Regions from separate parts of the Homo sapiens genome. Here region 1 is linked to region 2. Evidence: chromatin loops called from intact Hi-C (ENCODE). Cell type or tissue: heart right ventricle. All regions are shown on one strand. Each heading gives the region's core, and the rest is flanking DNA. Links, peaks and the distances in the headings are about the cores only.

Region 1 (2,924 bases), core at 206-2,705, 120 kb before region 2:
TTATGGACCTCGCTCACCAATGAATACAGGTGCAAAAAACTTAAATAATATATTAGCAGAATAAATACAATATTGTATTTAAAATACGTGGTGACCAAGTAGTATCTATTTCAACAATATAAAAACATGGTTATCATGGAAATGTTGTCAGAAAGATGTCCAAGTTCAAGCAACAGGAAACTTGTTTAAAATGGCTTGCACAAGTAGGCATTTATTTTACTCACATAAAAAGAAATCTGGAGGTAGTCAGTGGCCGGTGTTGGTTCAGTGGCTCACCAGTATCAGGAGTGATGATTCTTTACTCTTTTACCCATGCTTATACAGGGACTGCTGGCAGCTCTGACGTTAGACAAAGGTTAGAAAAAGGAAAAAGGAGGATGGGTGAAGGGTTCCATCTGCCATGTTTTTCTCTTTTATTTTTCCTGGAGTCTTCCTGGCAGAATTCCACTTAACAGATCATCGGCCAGACTGGCCAGAATGCCACCTGTAGCTGAAAGGGAGGTTGTAAAAGCAGTGAAAATATAATTATAATTAGCTTCCACCACTGATGCCCTGAACAAAATCAACATTCTGTTAGCAAGAGAAATGGGGAAGAATAACTATTTTATAGTCAACAAGTAGTGTCTGCCTTAAAAACCTAGCAGAGAAATTCACTATGTTAACAGATTAAAAGAGAAAATTGATATGATCATCTCATTAGATGCAAAAAAAAAGCATTTAGTAAAACAATAACTACTAACAAACTAGAAATTTCAGGAAATTTTGTCAACACAATAGAGAGTATATGTGAAAAACTTCTGGCAAACAATACTTAGTGCTGAAACTTTAGAAATATTATCTTTAAAGTGAGAAACAAAAGGAGGATACCATTATATCTGATAAACACACTAAAATATAGTTACATATTATATATATGTACTTGTATACATATATGATATACAAATATAGACAAATAAATTATAGCATATTCATTCATTTAGTGATATGCTATCGATCAATTAAAATGTTCAATGAATGCACTAGATCTTTACCTATCAACACTGATATATGTCAAACATATATCAAAATACTGAGTAGCCAAAGGATATATACCGTATATTGCCACTGAGGTAAATTTGAAAACCTTGAAACTACTACTATATATTATTTATTAACACCTGAATTTGTAATAAACATAGAAGTCATACCACCACTTCATCTAGAAAAAGAAGGAAGGAAAGAAGATAGATGAGGGATACAAGAAGGCGTCTACTGTTTAGAAATTCTTATCTTAAAAAAAAAGAGACTAAAGCAAATATATCAAAATGTCAGAATGTGTCCAATCTGATTATGGGTACATGATTCTGTTTTGTGTTCTTTTTTGCACACTCTAAAATGTTTTACCTATTTCATAAGGGTAAAAACCTCAAGAATATCTTTTGTCTCTGATGTCCCCAGTCTGTGACAAGTTCTAGAACCCCAAGAATTTTCCAGTGGTTTGTCTAATGTCCCACATGAGGGAGCCAGACCCTAAAGCTGCAAGTGTGCTGACCTCAATCATTCTGTAGGTTTCCTGAGCTCTTTGGTTCTCACCTCCCACCCTGGACTAGCACCTGCTGAGGTCTCTAAACCAAAAGCCTGTTGGTCCTGATCCTTGCTGCTTTTATGGAGCCCTGCAATAGTTTTCCTAGGTGGGAGGAAACAGGCATCCCTCAGTTTCACTCCTAGATGAGCAACTTTTAGCCAAAACTCATTGTTTCAGGCCCCAAGTATGATGGCCCTGTTCTATGTAACATATAGGTCTACCCTTCTCCTTTCCTGCCATGCTGGAACAGCTTCAATAGCAATGCAATGTGCCTGAAATCAGCCATACCCTTTCATCTGCCATGACCCCAAGATCCCTGAAATGACCCTGTTCTAACTGCGGGCAAGTGAGTACTGGTTCTTCTCTACTTTTAGGTGTTCCTTGAGGCTGTGGCTTCCCACCTCTGTTATTATCACTGCTAGTTCTCATCAGGGAAGTGAGGGGTGGGTCAGGGGAACGGTAGGAGAGACTAGAGATTCTGTGGAATTATTTGCACCTGACAGGCCTGGTTACATAATTTGTGGGGCCCCATGCAAAATTAAAATGTGGGGTTTTTTGTTTACGAACCAATTGTGGAGCCCTGTGTGACTGCATGGGTCACACATCTATGAAGCTGGCTCTGGCACCTAGCCTACTTCCTCAGCTGTGGTAAGTTCTCTTGCCTCCTCAAAAATAGTCCCTCTAACCTACCTTTGCCTACCAGCCAGATACCTCAAAGGATAAAATCTCTCCATCCTCATTCACAAGGACCACTTCATGAGCAGTGAATGATTGGCTGTACAAATACCCATGATCTTTGGTTTCCATGGTTAATAATAGGAAACGAAGAAGGAAAATAGTCTAAAGCTGATGTATTTCCCAAGGTCTAGGCTAGCTATCATACGTTGAGCATTTACTATGCACCAGAAACTGAACTAAGAACTTCATAAACATTATCTCATTTAATTCTTACAGAACCTTTGTATATAGATATTATTATATTCTAATTTTAAAGATAAAGAAACAAAGATTACAGAACTGTATGTTTTTTTTAGCACAGTTTTGTTTTACCTGAATTCCTATCTCTCATTCCCTTTTCTAGACAAGAAAAGAATCTGAGTGGTCCATTGACTCAGGATATGATTGGTTAACGTTGAACAATATTGATTAAAGACCCACTGTTCAGAGGACTAGATACTATGAGAAGAGCCACAAGACTTAAATTTCTCATGAAGTTTGTACATGCCCTGAGGACATGGCACTTATAAGTATACATGTCAATACATTGTGTGGTGGGCATTAGGACTGTTCACAGATATTCTCTTTTTTTTCTGGCACATGATAGGACTGTACTGTACCACCTACTTATGACCACGTGACT
Region 2 (2,924 bases), core at 143-2,642:
AGGCCAGGGTGACATCACCTGAGGGATGGTGGAGCATGAAGAACCTGATTAGATATTAAAGGTGATCAAAGATGGAGGATAGCTGAACTGACTTAGCAGTGTTCTTTTTTTTTTTTTTTTGAGACAGAGCCTCGCTCTGTCACCCAGGCTGGAGTGCAGTGGCGTGACCTTGGCTCACTGCAAGCTCTGCCTCCCGGGTTCACGCCATTATCCTGCCTCAGCCTCCCGAGTAGCTGGGACTACAGGTGCCCGCCATTGAGCCTGGCTAATTTTTTTGTATTTTTAGTAGAGACGGGGTTTTACCGTGTTAGCCAGGATGGTCTCGATCTCCTGACCTTGTGATCCGCCCTCCTCGGCGTCCCAAAGTGCTGGGATTACAGGCGTGAGCCACCGTGCTCGGCCAGCAGTGTTCTTGCTAGAGCTAGACAATGCCAAGATGAACACAGAAGTCCAAAAGTAGAGGACTAGTTGAAAAAAAGAGTTCAGAAGAGCCTGAGTAGAGTTTGGTCAAGGAGAAACCTATGTCATTTAACAGGCACAGCTCTGCTCCCACTGGAGGAGGGATTCTTCTGGAAGCCTTCCTTTCCTCATCCAAACTGCTTCCATTTCCTTAGCCCAGAAATGCTGAATGCTGGAAGAGGGCTGCCATGGTTTGAATGTTTGTCTCCTTCAAAACTCATGTTGACATTTTAATTGTTATCATAACAGTACTGGGGGCTGAGGGCCATGAGGGCTCCACCTCCATGGTGGGATTGGTACTGTTAGGAAGGGTGCCTTTAGCCTCCTCTTGCTCCGTCTCTCACCCTCTCGCCTTCTGCCATGTGATGATGCGGCCAGAAGACACTTGTTAGGTGCCATCACCTTGATACTCAACTTTTCAGCTTCCAGAACTGTGAGCCAATAAATTTCTGTTCATTATAAATTACCCAGTCTGTGGTATTCTGTGATAGTAGCACAAAACAGACTAAAACAAGGTCTTTATTGTGATTCTAAATCTGGCCTAAATGATATCACGTAGTCTGTTAATTTTTTATATAGATGCCCTTTGTGTCACATTTTCTGCTGGCTTATGTGTCTTTTAATCACACCTCACAGCAACAGGAGCTACTTGACAGGGTGCCACGGTACCAACTTTTTCATCCTTGGATGCAATTTCAGAACGGTATTCCATCAAAAGGAGCAGCAGGATTCTATTAGAACATCTCTTATCTAATACAGAAACACAGTTCTGTCACCACCAAATTTTCCAGTTCACAAATGCTAAGAGTTTCAATACTATTACAACCACATAGTTCAACGGGATTTAAAACCTATTTTTAAAACAGTAGACTGGATTCATCTTTAATACATAGACCGAGTTTTCCATGTGTTCATATGCCACCTAGTGGGCTATATTACATACAAAATGTAAAACTGATCTTTTGAATTATAATCTAGCATTTTCTTCCTAAAATTTGAGGTCCAAGTGACAAATCTTAGCCAGTAAAATCTCTAAATTTAAAAGGTAACGTTACATATTCAGCACAGAGTCAGTTTGAAAGAGACCAAAATTTGGAATTCCTTTTAAACATTTCATCTGCGGCGATTTAAAACAAGAAAATATCTCCATCAAAGGGTTTAGGTTTGAGTTACCATTGACAGTAGTGGAAAGACAAACTGGTGAAAAATAAAAGTAGCCTATTTTATCTAAGGGGGTTAAGGTGTGGAGCAAATAGAAAAACAAGACTTCACAATTCAAAGTAGCTGACAATTTTAAAGATACATGATGTTTCACAACCTCTTGAAGGATTAGGCATTTTTAAGGCACCTCTATGTTAGGTTAAAGCTGATGTTCAAAAAGTAGTTATTGACTGTTTACCATGTGCTGAGCACTAAGCTAGGGACCGAGATAAAAGAATGGGCAAAACTAAAGAGAACTCTTGCCCTAAAGAAGCAGAGATCTGCTACTTCAGAACACTCTGGATTTTGCCACTGAATTTTACAGTTAGTATTATGACACCGTTTTACACATGTTTTCATTGACGTAATCCTAACAGAATTAATTATGCTGTTACTAAAGGGCAGAGTGAACTCAGTTATGGTGATTACTGACTTTCCAGAGTTCTAGGACTGTTAGGAGAGCTGTAGCAGCTATGGAAGTAAACTGTTTTTTTTTTCTTTTTCTTTTCTTTTTGAGATGGGGTTTCACTCTGTTGCCCAAGCTGGTCTCGAACTCCTGGGCTCAAGTGATGTTTTTGCCTGGGCCTCCCAAAGTGCTGGGATTACAGGAGTGAGCCACCACACCCATCCCTGAGGAAGCAAACTTGTTGAAGCAGTTTGGTCTTCTCACTGACTGAAGATGAGAGAAATCTTATCAGCTTGCTATCATGTGATTTTGGGAGAATTCTTCATACTTGCCTGGGGTTAGCTTGAGAATTGATCATCTTCCATGGAGTGCTTGAATCATTTCCCATAAGGCCCAGAAACGGAGCAATGAAAAGAGCTTAAGATAATGAAAAGGGCCAATGTCCACGAAGTTGGAAATTCAGTGTATACCATAATTCACAGACTTCTCCAGTATTAAATGAGTAAAGAAGGGGAGAAGCTAGGGGACTGCACTGAACTTCCTGCTGTTCTATTGTTTTGGTTAAAGCAGTAATTGCCCTCAACTCTTTTTTGGCTTCCCAAGCCACTCTCCAAAAAGCACCATCAAAATTTCCAAAGCAACCAAGAAGTCTAAAGAGCAACCTGATGCTTTGAGTAAAACACATGGAGTTAATCATGGAAGTTTAGGTGCAATGCTTCCTACTCTTCCACAACCTACTTTTGATATACCCTTCCTCTCAGTATATGTATATCTCAGTATATGGAACCCGGCAGTATAATCTCTATCGAAAAATGTTTCATGCAAATGACTACCAGAATGAGAATCTTGGCACTGAATG

The links. A loop is a pair of places that touch in the nucleus more often than their neighbours do. Peaks named below come from ENCODE experiments on the same cell type or tissue, not always from the same donor. Only the 100,000 strongest peaks of a DNase experiment are listed, where the experiment ranks them.
Region 1: a loop joins it to region 2, with 3 times the contacts of the local background. A loop is called at or near these places in 5 of 110 quality-filtered maps.

The regions. Positions count from the first base shown.
Region 1 is chr11:30,734,637-30,737,560 of GRCh38, forward strand. It overlaps LINC02859 (long intergenic non-protein coding RNA 2859), which reads right to left and starts at 292. Exons shown (of 4, transcript NR_187236.1): 1 at 225-292. The region is part of intron 1 of LOC101928338 (a long non-coding RNA gene); the gene reads left to right. In heart right ventricle, for the core only: a CTCF peak has its summit at 1,497; no DNase peak of the experiment used is centred there.
Region 2 is chr11:30,854,209-30,857,132 of GRCh38, forward strand. All of the region lies in intron 3 of LOC107984419 (a long non-coding RNA gene), which reads right to left. Among named protein-coding and RNA genes, the nearest start is that of LINC02859, 120 kb to the left of the region's middle. In heart right ventricle, for the core only: a CTCF peak has its summit at 1,395 (motif pointing left); no DNase peak of the experiment used is centred there.